3 separate regions of the Mus musculus genome follow, and regions 1 and 3 are each linked to region 2. Evidence: chromatin loops called from intact Hi-C (ENCODE). Cell type or tissue: heart. All regions are shown on one strand.

Region 1 (5,000 bases), 85 kb after region 2:
ACACAGATCTCTCTCTGTGTGTGTGTGTGTGTGTGTGTGTGTGTGTGTGTGTGTACATTCCTTGCATGAAAGCAAGTGTGCATAAGTGGATGATTTTGCCAGAGATGCCGAAGTAGGGGGAGACAGAAGAAGGGGTGGGGCAGTTAGATAGTTGGATCCAAAGGAGCTCAGAGACTCTTGGCTCATCCCTCTTCAAAAAGATCCAGCGAATTCCAGCAGTCCAGAGGGAGCAGGCATACAAAGGAACACAAAGCCTGCAGGGATGCTGGAGACAGGCCCTTTGCAAAGCAATCTATGGACACAGCATTTATTTTCTAGGAAGATTCTAGAAGAGGTGAGGCTGTATTTCAGACAACAGAGGAATTCAAGTTCATGACCTTCACTGCCCCTGCAGAGCAAGGGTCCCCTTCCATCCTTGTAGCAGCTGGTGGCCATTCTCTGCCCCCCCCTTCACTCCCCTCCCCATCAACCTTTATTATTGGGGTTTTCCACTGAGACCTAGACATCCATAGGTTTGTACCTTTCTGCTGACCCTGATCATCACAATGGTGTGTGTGTGTGTGTGTGTGTGTGTGTGTGTATCAGAGAACAGTGTCCCAGTGCCACTGCCTCGAGGCACCTTCCAGGCATTTTCTCCTGTCCTTAGAGATCGTAGCATTGAGGTGCATCCTCCAACCACTCAGACTGTTATCGATGGAGCCTTGGGGGACAGTGGTGGTGGGAAGGCAGGCAACAGGGTGGTGGTATGAATGGGTCCCTGAGCACCTGGGTAAACGGGGGGCATAGATGGAAAGAAAGCAGATCCCATCATTCTGTGGACATGAAGGAAGAAGAAATCAAGACATTCTGTTACACAGGCCCCATGCAGGAACATTTATAAGATGGTTGGCTTCTCTATCTAGAATGGAGGACAGGTGGTCTGGGAGAGGGACTCTCACCCGGATGCATGTCCATCCCTCCACTTACCATCTAAAAGGTGCACATAACAGGGCATGGGAATGGAGGGTCTTAGCTTGGGGACTGAGTTCAAGCCCCTTGGTTGCTTCCTGACCCTATTCTCACTTCAATGCTCTCTTGAACAACCAGGCCACTCAAGATTGCATGGATTCAGTTTCCTTTTGGAGAATTTTGAAAAGCTTTACTACACATATTTGTGTGTGTCAGTGTGCATACCAGCATCTGCATGTGGAGGTCAGAGGACAACAGGCAGGAGTCAGTTCTCCTATGTGGCTCCAGGGGATCGAACTCAGGGAGTAAGTCTTGTCTGCAAGCATCTTTACCCACTGAGCCAGCTCTCCAGCCCATCCTCAGGGGATTATGAGAAGGAAGGCAGTTAGCCAGCCCAAGAAATGTGAGAAGAGCTCCTGCAGCTGCCTCACTGAAGCTTGTCTTCATAGGGCTGAGTTACTCTCATATCCCCAGCTCATCAAAAACACCCCAGTGGGGCCCCTGCCATCCTCCCTCCTGCCATCACCCATAAGATCACAGGACGAGATAGGTGGAGGGACCGGCAAAGCAAACCGTCAGGGTCAGGGCGAGCTCCTCAGTAACTTCTTATTTATTGGCCTCCTCCAGTCTCGCGGTTGCTGGTTGTGCTCAATATTTTATTCTTGTTGTACCTGCTCCGAAGCGGAGCTGCGGGCAGTTTTGATAAATGGATTGAAAGGAAGTTTTGTCTGGTTTTGCTGAAGCTTCTGTAAGTGCCTCTGGATCTTGGGCTGAAATGATATTTCCCCAGCTTCCTGCTGTGATCTCGCTCCCGGGCGGCTCTTCTCCTCCCCGCTCTCCCTGGGCACTCTGCCTCCCAACCCCCATGCACGCATGCACATACACGTGCAAGGAGGCACAGATCTGTATACTCACTCAGGACCACTCAAGGTACCAGTGTGGAAGGGAGCAGAGTGTGTGTCCCTATGGACCGGCAAGCCCATACTACAGTCTTGTGCACAGACATGCCCTCGGTGCACACGAAGGCAGACACACATGCTGTCCTCTCTGAGTTCAGCCAGCCCGATCTGCAGGGAAGCCCTTGATGAGCATGGGTAGAGATGAGCAGATCCCAAGAAGGAAGAAGCCTGGAACTCTGATGATCTCTGCTGGAGCCCTGCCCCCAGCTGCTGGATTCCTCCAGCCTTCCTCCTCCGCCTGCCTGCAGGCCTTGGAGGCCCCACTGGGCCAGCTGGAAGCTTTATCCAACCACATCTGAAACAGCTCAGGAGCTGTGCCTGGCCGCCAGCCGTTTCCATAAATAACTTGCTGAGCCTGGCTCCTTGCCCTTCTGGTGATGTCATTGGCGTGGGCCCAGTGATGAAGTCATAGGCTTCCCTTCCCTGAGCCCTCCCTTTGGGTGGAGCGAGACACCCCTTCTTCCCCCTTCACAGAACCATTACTGAGAAATTTCACCTGTCTGTCCTCACCTCTTCCTGTTCCCACCACTCCAGGTATTGGATACAGGCTTTCCACCATCTGGACCAACTAACTGTGATGGTGCCAGACAGCATCTTGTCTCCCCATTGTCAGTTACTGAGCCGCCTCCCAACTTTGCCATCTCCTTGGATATTGTTTCCAGGTAACAACAGACTTTTAAGTTTCAAGGGTGGCAGAGAAAGGTTGGCATCTTGATGATGCTCTACACAAGCTTCTCCAGCTGTGTGACATCAGACAAAATACCTCACCTCTCTGTGCCTCTGTTTTCTCATCTTTAAACTGAAGACAGTAAAGAAAGCTATCCCAGGACTGCCTAAGTCTTCCGTGGGCTCACAGAGCTTGAAGTGTCGATACACTGGACAGGCCCGTCATATGAACCACATTTCCACAAGCGCCTAGTTTTGTATGTTTTCTGCTCTGTGACTGCGGTCTTCTCTGTGGTGTTCATGTCTGGAGCCAGGGAGCCATCTCAGTCTCCTTGACACATTTCTTGCTATGTAGCCAAGGATAACCTGGAACTTCTGACCCTTCCACCTCGAGAATGCTGGAACTGCAGGTGTGAGCAGACGCTGGAAGAACCAGGGGAGGGGGGCACGGTGGGAACTGGTGGGAGCAGCTCTGAGGTGCTCAAGCCCCACCTGCCCTCACCCTCTGGACAGAAGGAAGTGACCTTCCTCCTCAGACAATCTCAAGGAAGTCCGGGATTGTTCTTATTTTCTATAGGAAGAAACTGAGGCAGGCTGGAGAGATGGCTCAGGCAGTGAAGGCTTGCCATGTAAGCAGGAGAACTTTAGTTCAATGCCCAGAACCTACAAAACTACAAAGAACCCAGCTCAGTGTCATGTTCTCTTAATCCCAACACTGGGGAGATGGAGTTAAGTAGAACCCTTCTGGAGGCCCATTGGCCACCCAGCCTAGGCTAACCAGCAAGCCCTGGGCCAAACAGAAGCTGTCTCAAAACCAGGAGCTAGCTTGGCCATTAAAGGCCAAGGTGTCCCTCTGTCCTCTCCCTTCTTCTCTCTTCTCTTACCTCTCCCCCACCTCTCTCTCTCACACACACACACCACACACACACACACACACACACACACACACACGAGAGAGAGAGAGAGAGAGAGAGAGAGAGAGAGGTGGAGGCAGAGAGATCAAACATCTTACTACCAGGACAAACAACAACGGCATCCTAAGACACCCATGGACCTGCCCAGAACCCTTGCCTGATTTCCAGATGTGTGCGCTGGAAGAGTTCACAGGAGACTGTGTCTTTGAACTCGGTGGCAGAGGTGAGCCTTGGCTTCTGTGTCCCATGCGGTGGCCACGGAGCCCCAGGAACTGGGTCAGCGAGATACACACCGGGTTTTGGTGATTTTGTATAGGAAAGGGAATGCAGGAGAGCTTATGAATAATTCCTTGGGATTCATTATGCGTTGAGTTGATAATGTTTTTCGTGTGTTGAGCCAACTAAGGGATGCTATTACCGATGGTTTCACCTGCTTCCTTTTGCTTTTATGAGCTGGTTATCAGAGATTTAAAACCACATGCGTGGATCCTATTAGATTTCTCTTGGGCGCCTCTATTCTGGTGCCTGACTGAGTTCTGAAGAGAGTTCACTGATCTTCCCATGCCTGGGTTCTGACCCAGTTAGCATAGTGCCTTCAAAACGAGGGCTGCTGCCTCCTGCCAAAGTAGCCACCCGTCCCTGCTCTGGGGTCATGAAGGGACAGTGCAGCTGAACAGGTATGACTGCTTGAGCTCCTCTTCCTGTGGGATCCAGAACCCTGAATTTGGCCTTCCATACTTGGGAGAGAACCTTAAGGTTGTCCAAGTACCACAAGAGTGCTAGGCCAGGAGTCAAGGCCATACCTAGTGGCCTTACTGTCTAGATTCCATGCTATTCCTCACTGGCCCTGAAGCCTCCATTCACACGAGTCTTACTCATTCTTCAAAAATAAGTCACCTCCTCCAGGAAGCCTCCCCAGACTCTTCTTGTATATGTGTGTTGTGTTGTGTCAGTACATACATGTACTTGCGCATGTGACCCTGTGTGTGTATAAATGTCAGAGCCTTCCTTTATAGCTCTTTGCCAGGAACAGGGTCTCTTGCAGAACTGGAAACTTAGCCTTTTAGCTGGACTGCTTGGCCACTTAGCCCTCAGGATCTACCTGTATGTACCCTAAACAATGGTGGGATTACAGGTGCAAATAGAACTTAAAAATATATTTTTAAAAATGTATTATATTATTTTATGTGTTTGAGTGTTCACATGCTTGTCCCGGAGTCCACAGGGGCCAGAAGAGGGCATCGGATCCCTTCAAACTGGAGTTTACGGTTGTGAGCTACCATGCTGGGATTTGAACCGGTGTCCTCTGGAAAAGCAGCCAATTCTCTTAACCACTGAGCCCTCTAGCTCCCACATCCAGCTTTGTCTGTGGGTGTTGGGGGTTCAAACTCAGGTCCTTAGACCCCCATACCTGCAAAGCATGAGCTCTTACTGTGCTATCTAGTTCCCACAACACCTTACATCACCCTGGACCATCAGAATTTGTCAAAATGTCATTCAACCACAGACAAGG
Region 2 (5,000 bases):
ATACACATCTGTTGTAGAACAAAGCCAGGTTCAAAGTTAAGGCACCAGAAAGGGCTGGGCATAGAAGGAGAGGGATAGGGGGGTGGGGGGAGATGAAAAGACTCCCCACCTACCCCCAACCTCTACTTATATACAGATTCCCCAGAACTAATAAAAGGCCCAAGCCCATTTAATGGCACTTGACTTGGAGTGTGTGTATGTATACATGGACATATATGCACTTCACGTGTCCCTGAGCAGATTCCATGAGCTAGCCTGGGAAATGGACACGGGTGGGGAAAGGAGCCAGACACGCCCACCTGGAGACAGGTCAGTGGGTTTAACCAGAGCTGTGGCCAGTGATGGCTCTCCGAGGAGCAGGATTTCTCAGCTGGGCTCTGCTGACATTTTGGGAAGACTATTTGTGCTGTGGAGGCTGTCCTGTGTTGTGGAGACGTTTCGAGCCTCCCCAGCCTGTACCCACGGGGTGCCAAGAGAACCCTCCCACCCTCGTCGTGACAATCAGAACATGTCTTCAGACATTGCCAAATGTTCTTTGGGGACAAAGCCACCCTCGGTGACAACCATTCCATAGATCCTGTCTTGGGACCATAATGCAAGACACTGGGTTGGGGCAAGCCTGTGAATGGAGTACCCAGGCCACCAGCCCAGCGTCCTCTCTGCCAGCTGCAGGAGGCTCTGGCTGGTAGCTCTTCCAATGCCTTTTCCAGTGCTTAGTGTTCAGTCTGTTAGATCCTGGCTTCCGGTCCTCTCCAGGCTCCTGCCTAGAGAGGGGAATTAGGTTCCAAATGCAGCAACCCATCCCTCCCCAATCCACTCTCCTCACTCCCAAGCTTCATATCTCTATAAAGGGGGCCCTACTGGAGTTCGGGGGGGGGGAACCATCTTTGGAAAGGGCAGGGCTGGAGTTGGCACCGGGAGTCCTGATGGAGAAGCCAGGGGGTGCGGAGGCTGAGTGGGGGAAGAGAATGTTATCACAGAAACCTGATTTTTCTACACACTCTATCAGCTCCCCATCTGCTCCTTGATTAAACGTATTGCCGCGCTCCCTCCCCACGTGCCCGCTGCCAGGACGTCTCTGGAGCCCTGATTACATCTGTGGAGAGAGCCTCAAACCTCACAGATGAGCGAGCCTATCGATCAGCCTGGCAGCTGACGTGTGTTTCAAAATGTAGAGGCGGATGGGCAGTTTAACTGCCAGGCCGAAGGGTAGAGAGGGCTCTTACCCTTAAAGGAAAGGCCTCCATCTTCCCCGTCACCATCACCGCAGCAACAAGCCCAGGATGGTGCTCAGTCTAATAACCCCATGCAACTCTGAGACTCTGAGACCTTAGGTGACACCCCTCCCTCCCCTCACTCAGTTTCCCTCTCCTTAGCAGGAGGACATGACAGCTGAGTTGGTGGATACAGAGTGAGTGACCTTCAGAGTCAACAGACTATAGCCCTGTCACTGACTCACAACCTGCCAGTCCTGTGTCCTGTGAGCCAGCAGCCTGGGTGTCTCCCTGGAGCTTGTTACACATGCAGGCTCTCAGGCCCAGCCGGGGCCAGGCCTAGGCTGGATGCATCGGGAACTACCCTTTAACAAGCTCCCCCGGTACCTCACGGACACGTTACAGCCAGCGCGCCGAGCACGCCGACAGCTCCGTTCATTTAGCTACTTCAGAGGTGAACATGTAAAAGAAATCTCTCAAAGGGAATAACTCACCACCTTCCCTGGCCTCAGAAAACTTTTCACAGAGATTTTTTTTTCTTCCTGCCCAGGAACTTTAACCCTGAGAAGCAGGCAGCTTTGAAATCCTGGTGGTTTGAGCCTCGAGATGAAAATCCTCATTCCATCAGTCCCTCAACGAGCCTAGGGATGAAAAAGAAAAGCTCGTCCTGCCCCAAGAAAAGGCCTCTCTTGGGGGATAGGCAGACCCCTCTTCCGTTCCTTGAAAAGATGCCCGTCCACGGTAAGGGTTTCAAGCAGCTAGATTTCTCCTTGCTGGAGTTTGGCCAGAGTCTCGCAAGCTCCATCCTTCTCTTGGGACTCTCTGTATGAGTGGCCAGTGGTGGCTCTAACACATTTCCAGAAGTTCGGTGGCTTGAAACAACGGGGCTCGTCATTCTTTCACTGGTCTGAAAGCCAGAAGACTGAACTTGAGGTGTGACCAGGGTCCCCCTCCCTTTGGAGGCTCCAGAGGGGACTCATCCTTGCCTATACCTGTTTACAGCGGCTGCACCTCTCCTCTCTGCCCAGGGCCACAGAGCCTCTGCTCCTCTGACATGTTAGAGATCCAGCCTCCCTCCTCTTTCTTTTTATGCTCCTTAGGCGGCATCCCAGTGATCTCGATTAAGCTCACCTCACAGTTCTTGGTTACATCAAAAAAAAAAAAAATATATATATATCTTTTCCCATAGAGTCCAGGTGTGAGCCACATAATCACGAGTCACAGAAACTTGTGCCTACCTTTAGGGGGTTACCTACCACAGTCTCCAGTGGAATCCTAGGTATTACAGCTTGGATGGGCAGTGTCCCCATCACCACCAGTTGGTGGCGCCATTGAGAGGTAAGTGAATTATGGAGGGTATTTAACCTCAAGGATGGATTAATCCATGGATGGGCTCACAGAAGAACTGTTGGGGCGGGGGGGGGGGGGGGGCAGGGGATGTAGGCCCCTGGAGGTGTGAATGTGAAGGTGTATTTTAGTTGGGCTTCGCTCCTATCTGCCTTAGTTGACAAGGAAGCCACCAAGAGTGTTTGAACCAGATGCATAGGAGGGGAAGTGACCTCCCTTCTGAGAGAGCCCTGTGCAAGGGGTGATGGCCTGCAATGAATGTTTCAGGAGAGAAGCAGCCTTGATAGTATACCTGAAGTGTGGGGGTGGGGGTGGGAGGTGTGGGAGGAGGGAGGAGGTGTGGGGTGTTTCGGCCAGAGGGAAGAGTGTGAGAAACTCCGAGCCTCTGTGTACGTTATCCTGGAGTTATGGAGTGTGAGAGATGAACCAGAGACCCCAGCAGCTCCACAGAGCAAAACTCCTCCCTCCTCTCATCAGAGAGTGAAAGTCTGTAGCCTGTGGGTCATGGAGGCAACACAACACTGCCTTCTTTGAGAGAGCAGCCTGTTTGGCTTTGTGCTGGGGGCAGATCGCCCCGGTGCCTGGGCAGGGTAGGTTGGATGAGGTTGGACTGGAGCCTGGACCATCACATAGGCATCTGGTGAGACAATCCAGGCAGCAGATGATCAGGGCCAGCCCACACTGGTACTCGTCTGGCCTGATGGATGACACTTGAGCCAACAAGTGAGTTAGCCATCAGTTAAGCCAATCTCAGCCCCCAGCCCCCCCCCGCCCCCCCCCGGCAGAGACAGACTCTAAGGGCAGTGGCCATGGTCCCCTGGTATCCTTGGGCAATGCCTACTCCAGTCCTTTAAACTGAGAAGGTATCCCTATTCTTCCTAGCACCTCAGCTTCCCCATTGCCTTCGTAGGGAGGGTGAGGGCGCTGTCCCCAAGATCACCCAGTGGAGATTTTTGCTTAAGCAGCTCCCAAATGTTAAACTGACTAATTTCTGTGGAGATTTTTCTTTAAGCCAGCCTGACACCGGCTTTAAATCAATTTGAAATCCTTTGTCTACAGATCCACGTGGAGAGGGTCCTTGGAGAATGGGTACCAATTACCCTCATCTGTCAGCGAGGACAAGGTGGCTGAGATGGGCTGCAGCCAGGACTGGGAGGAGCAGGTTCATACGTGTGGAAGGTGTTCAGAGCTCAAGGCTACGTACTACAAAAGGCACAAAGCTAGGGGCACGCGATGGTCATTAGGCTACACTAACGGGTGGGGAAGGTCTGGCCCCCAGTTGGTGGTGCTATTGAGAGGAACCTCTAAACAGGAAGACTCCGGTGGGAAAGCTGATTGGCTGGGCTGTTCAGCCACGCCCAGTGTTCAGAAGACTAGGGCAGGAAGGTCAAGTGTTAAAGGTCATCTTTGATACATAGTGTGCTTGAGTTCGGTTTGGGCTCATGAAACACCATCTTAATTAAAGAGGGGATGGGAACTGAGGAAGATGGAAGGAAAGGGAAGGCTAAGGGGTTGGCTCAGGCCCGGGGATACTGAGGTTCACACCAAGTTCAAAGACTTTGCTTGGCCTTTATTCTCAGGTTACTCCATCCCTTAAATAGCTGAAGTTGGGAAGAAGGGAAGACCAGGGCGAGGTCTGGAAGGGGTGTCTGTGACGGTGGGTGCAGGGAAGGTCAAGGGGACTCATTAGCGGCCTTCACAGCCTGCTTTGGAGCTCAAGATCAACGAGAGTATTTATGAATGAAATCAATCCTGCCCCCGACGCAGGGAGACAAGCCAAATTTCCCGGCTCCATCTTCCTGTCCAAATGGCCCTCTTCCCCTTCAGCATATTGCTTTGTAATAGAGCCCATCCTTGCCATCCTTCCTCCCCAGGGGAGGTTTCCAATTTATCTGCCCTAAGTGGAGAACGTGGGTGAGTTGCTAATAGGGCACCAGCCCAGCCCGCCCGCAGAGAAACTGGGCAGGGGTTAGAGGGAGGAGCTTCAAGGACAGAGAGCAGACTTTGCCCCGTGGGCAGGGTTGTGAGTGACAGCCTTGAACCCACTGCCAGTCCAACAAACGGACACCTTCTCATCCGGCAGCCTGATGCTGCCATGTGACCCAGCCTATCCAGTCCCAACAGCCAATCCTAATAGCCAGAGTCTAGTCAGGTGACCAGGATTGGCCAATCGTTACATTCTGGTTTTGACTTTGGCGTGTGTACACTGAGAAGCTGTGGGGGTAGGTTAGTCTTCTGTTTCAGTGGCCCGTGGAGGCAATGGTCCAGCAATTGTGGTGTTAGAAGTGCCATGTCTCAGACAGATTCTGATGCCCAGCTTCTAGAAACCACTTGCTCTCAACTTCCCACCTGTTTCCCATCCTCACATTAATAGTTTGTGTTCCAATATCCTTCCAGAACATTCCCTCAATGTGAGCCTCTGTTATTGGCAACCAGAAC
Region 3 (5,000 bases), 120 kb after region 2:
CTTTATAAATCACCCACAGCTCTGGATTTTCTTTGGGCCACAGAAAACAGACTAAGACAAGGCTGGGGATGGCCGGGGAGACACAGAAGTATAGGCAGATGATCTGATTGTCCAAGGGACGGTTGGGTGATGGAGATGGCTGTGCCACACTAGAAGTCATCAGAACCAACTCTAAGTGGAATAGGCTCACAGAGTTGGAGAGGCTGATCTCGGAGGGAGAGCATTGGCCAACAGCATATGAGAGACAGGTTCCATGTGTGTGGGCTCCAGTGCCTTGAACTCACACAGTACATGAGGCAATGTAGGGAAACAGAGTCTGACTTTGAAGGAAGTAACCTCCACTGGGGAAGAGCTGCCCATGGAAACTCCCAGAGTCACACAGGTATGGTACCCCGTGACCCCAGCCCACCCAGACACCCAGTTCACCCACCCCCCCCGGCAGGAAATACCAGAGTCACTGATGCTGCAGAAGTTTAGGGACAATGCCAAGTGGAAATGAATGTGTCCTGTCAAGTTGGGCAGCTTTTTTTAAACCTGGGGACTGTTGATCTCCTGAAAGATATGGCTGATAGGGGCACATCTCTAAATAAAGAGAAAGGTGGGAGGTGAAGAAGGGGAGGGGGAGGAGGAAGAGGCAGGGAAGAAGGAGAAGAAAGAGGAAGAGAGAGGGGAGGAGGAAGTAGAGGATGAGGGAGGAAGGAGGGAGAGGAGGGAGAGGAGGGAGAGGAGGAGGCAGTGTTGAAAAGCAATTTACACTAAACTTGTATCTGCTAGCGAACGCAAGACAACGTTTGATTCTTTCATACTCCTCCAGAGAACAAAGCGGTGTGAACGGTGTTGAACATGTGTTTCTTCAAAAATAAAAACACGGAGAAGTAAAATCAGATGCAAGCCCTACAAGAGCTAATTCTTAAGTGCTCCCAGTTGAGTTTGTTGCTCCTCAGGGACCTCGAGGGAGGAAGCAGGGAGTGGGCTGGTAGACATCAACTCCTGGAAGCCTCCGGCCCAAGACTGCGGAAGGCAGGGCAAGCGCTGCCCCTGTACAGGGGAGACCAAGAAGCCTCTTGCACCTGGGAGTCGAGCGCCCACAGTCAAGTTGAAGCCAGGGAGGGCGCAGAGGAGCAGCAGAAGGGAACTGGGACCTCCAACTAAAGAGCTAAACAGTGGAGGCTGTGCCACGAAGATGGCTTGACGATATGAATGACATGGGAAAGGCCATGGCTGGGGACGAAGCCACCATGGAAGAAGCACAGAGAGGTTCTCAAGATAGGAATGGCAATGACAGGAGCTGGGGCGTAGGAGAGAAGCCCATAGAAAGGGCCTCCTTTTGGGAGCCACATGATAAACACTGTAACAGGGTGCTTGCTTTACTCCGGAGGGTCTGAGAGTGAGGGCTGGGACCTCCTGGGGACAACAGAGCACCTAGCTAAGGCCAGGTCTGGGCTGTAGTCGCCGGACAGTTTTCCAGCCCATGAAGTTTCTGCTAAATTAACTCTTCTTCCCTGATCCGCCTTTGGGTTTCTGTCCTAATGAAAGGGGAAGCAACAGACACCTGGAAGCACTTTTCCATCTCTCTCCTCCGCGACAGACGCTCTGCCTTCAATGGCTACCTGGGCGCCTGGCAACAGACACAGCTGTGTCCACCTGCAAAAGCCTACAGGTCACCTGAGTGGGACATTGGGGTCCATACATGGATTTTGTTGGCCATGACTACTGTAACAAAGTACCACACGCTGAGGTGGCTTATACAGCAGAAATGTTCTTTGTGCCTCTGGAGTGGGGAAGTTCCAGAGCAGGGTGTCCGCAGGACTGGTTCCTTCTGCCATCTCTCTCCTGACTTATAGACAGCCATCTCCTCTGTGTGTGTGTGTGTGTCTGAATTAATCTCTTCTTGTTATAAGGACACAGTCATCACACTCATGTTGGATTAGGGCCCACCCTAGTGGCCTCAATTAAAATTAATTACCCCTTTAATGTCTGTGTCTCCAAACACAGAAGCACTTTGCAGTATTGGGGGTTAGGACTCTAACACGTGAATTCGAGGTGATGTAATTGAATCTGTTACAGGACGCAGAGAGCGGTGCTCAAGGCTGGATCGTGTGTGGGCGTGAGAGGCATCACTTCCCACTCTGAGTGTGGAGAGTCCCTCCTTCGAGCCCCGTTGAACGGTAGCCTGGTCATCGGGGCTCAAAGTCATCAGCTCTGCGTGTGTACTTCCCCAGCTGTGTCTATGTCACTCCTCCACTGACACGGACAGCTGTGTCCTGTCACCCTACGCCCTCCACAAGAAGTGACCCAGGAGCCCCAGAAGAAGCAGCCAGGTTGTTGTCACAACTCCCTTCTGCCTGTCTTCTCCTCAGACATCGGAGCTCCTAGAGGGAGGTGGGGCACTTTAATTTTGATGACAGGGCTCCACCTGCGTACTCAGGTTCAGCTATTGTAGCAAAGAGCAGAAGAAGAAGAGGTGGCCAGGAGAGCCACCTGCTCCATAGAGAGGACGTGGAAGTCACCTATAGCCTCAGCTAGCTGTGTAGGGCTCTATAGGTTTCCAGCAGTTCTAGACCATGAAGGAAGGAGAAACTCTCATAGAGGTAACTAGCAAAGATGAGGCCTGGAGGTTTTCCATGGTAGAGTCTGCCTAGCTGGCTCCCTCCCTGCTGTCACTCCAGGTTTGGTCCTCTTGCTGTGCAAGTCAACCTCAGACCTGATGACAGGAAGCTAGGGGGTGTGAGGGATGTGGGGGAGGGCTGAGAAGAGCACAAGCTCTGAGTCTGAAATTAGCCCCCCAGCCTGGAATCCAGGATGACTGGATCTTTAGATACACTGACGGCCTCCAGAAAGGTGGTGTAACTGAACCCCTGAAGAAGTGAACTCTTGAGCCTCATCCGAGGAAGACTCCACCCTAACAGAGCTGTGCACAGGCTCCAAGAGCCAGGCAGACAATGTCAAGGCCATGCTGGCTGCTTAGTCTCCTCCTAGATGTTAGGGGATGGGAGTACGGGACATGTATGTGAGTCTGGAGGTCTCCGCATCTGTATAGAGGAAGAGGAAGACACTCTCCCCAGGAAGGAGATTATCTAAGGTCACGGTGAATACTAATAGCTAGGTGAGGGTGGACATTCATTTTACATAACCCCAGCCAGTCTGTGAGAGTGCCCTGGGAGGGACACAATATTGGGGTGATGGGGAGAAAAGGTCTTACTAGGAACTGGGAGAAGCTGGGGTAGGAGACAATCACAAGATTGCTTTGGAGGGCCTCTGGTGGGTGGTAAGCCATCTTCATTCAAAACAGTAAGACAGGAGATAAACTCCAGGAGTCACTATGTGACCAAGGGCCTAAGTCTCAGAGACACAAAGAAATCAGCATTTAAGACATTCAAGAAGGCCTGGGTGGGCTGTGCCAAGGTTCTGAGAGTTCAGGGTGTTAGCATGCATGATGGGAAGCTTCTAGAAGATTCCTATTAGACAAGGAAGTGCCTTGTTCTGAGGACATGAAACTAAAAGGGGAAACATTAGGGGATGTAGAACAGAAACAGAAAAAAGACAGGAGAGGAGATAGTAACAGGAATGCTGCTACATTGAAATGACCTTAAAAAAAAAAAAAAAGAAACCAACAAATTTACCTTTGGGGCTGGAAAGATGGCTCAGTGGTTAAGAGCACTGACTATTCTGACTATTTTTCCAAAGGTCCTGAGTTCAATTCCCAGCAACCACATGATGTCTCACAACCATATGTAATGGGATCTGGCGCTCTCTTCTGTTGTGTCTGAAGACAGCTACAGTGAACTCATATAAACAAAATAAGTAAATCTTTTTATATAAAAAAAAACCCCTTACTTTCTATAATATAATTAACATATGCTAATAAAAAGTGGGAATTCCTTGGTAAGGCCATTTGCAGTAGAAGCTGGGGCTTCAGAGCCTGGGATTGGCAGTATCAAGAAGCAAGGAGATGAGGGGGGGATGCCCAGGCTGCCTGGAAGGGGAGGGGCCAGAACGGGGTATAGAGGGAGGATGGGTAGGTGCTGAGGAGCATGGAGGGCTGGCAAATGACTCTTCCGTGTCTTTGTGTTTTGTCAAACTTCACGTCACTCCAGAGAGCTGCTTTACAGAAAGGTAAATTTCATTTCATCACCTTATATACCCAAATGGTGTTCGCGGGTCCATAGACAGGACACAGAAAGTGTGAAGCGAGCTTTTCTACCAGGGCGCAAAAGCTACCCAGGCCACACTGGACGTCATAGGTCCCCATCCATCAACAGAAGGTCAAAAGTGAAGTGAACCAGGGTCCCTAATGACAAGTCCCCCAAAGGTGGAACACAGTACCACAAGAATTAAACTCTCAACACCCGGTACCCAGCCTCCCTCCCGACTGCCTCGGCTGCGCAGCCCTACCTCCCCAGGCTATTTCCATGGTATTTCAAATGGCAAAGACAATTGGATGTCAGAGCTGGTTTGGGTCTGCGGATCAGACCAGGGATTTTCATGGAATTCCCGATGCGGGAGCCTCCAGGCCCAAGGAAAATTTCCCCAGTGGCAGCGCTCCGTTCCCAACATGCCCCTCGCCTCCCCAGCCTGCCTCTGTTATTGGATCCAGCGTGATTGTCTCCCGGGCCTCTAATGGAATTTTATCAGGGATCTCTGTAACTGGATTGCTTATTTGCAGCCTGCGCCGCCAGCGGTCCCAGATAAAGAATGCGGAGTCTGCGCTGTGCGTCAGAAACCCAGCCCTGTCGCCATCCATCATCCTGTCAAACATCACTGCAGACAGCCGCTTCAAGCCCCATCAGGCCAGGGATTTTCTGCCCAAGAATAACAAAACAGCCCCAGTTGGAGGGGCCTCTGTCCCACCCTATGCCTTCCTTACAGGTGAATGAGTTTAGTCCCACCCCCTGGGTGTCTCCCCCACTCCATCTCTTTAGAGTCTGGAGTTACTTGCCAGCCCTTCTATAGTTCTAGAAGTCTCTCAATATCACTGTGGATTTACAAAACCCTAAGCA

What was found. Peaks named below come from ENCODE experiments on the same cell type or tissue, not always from the same donor. Only the 100,000 strongest peaks of a DNase experiment are listed, where the experiment ranks them.
Region 1: a loop joins it to region 2, with 2.3 times the contacts of the local background. A loop is called at or near these places in 14 of 42 quality-filtered maps.
Region 3: a loop joins it to region 2, with 4 times the contacts of the local background. A loop is called at or near these places in 2 of 42 quality-filtered maps.

The regions. Positions count from the first base shown.
Region 1 is chr11:114,195,741-114,200,740 of GRCm38, reverse strand. It overlaps 1700092K14Rik (RIKEN cDNA 1700092K14 gene), which reads right to left and starts at 2,483. Exons shown (of 3, transcript NR_045930.1): 1 at 2,418-2,483; 2 at 1,864-2,015; 3 at 1,542-1,718. In heart, a CTCF peak has its summit at 2,161; a DNase peak (open chromatin) is centred at 2,240; H3K4me3 peaks cover 752 bases; H3K27ac peaks cover 2,284 bases.
Region 2 is chr11:114,280,935-114,285,934 of GRCm38, reverse strand. No RefSeq gene overlaps it. Among named protein-coding and RNA genes, the nearest start is that of Gm31318, 20 kb to the left of the region's middle. In heart, a CTCF peak has its summit at 2,522 (motif pointing right); no DNase peak of the experiment used is centred here; H3K27me3 peaks cover 602 bases.
Region 3 is chr11:114,165,542-114,170,541 of GRCm38, reverse strand. No RefSeq gene overlaps it. Among named protein-coding and RNA genes, the nearest start is that of 1700001J04Rik, 19 kb to the left of the region's middle. In heart, a CTCF peak has its summit at 1,946; no DNase peak of the experiment used is centred here; H3K4me3 peaks cover 907 bases; H3K27ac peaks cover 1,661 bases; H3K27me3 peaks cover 313 bases.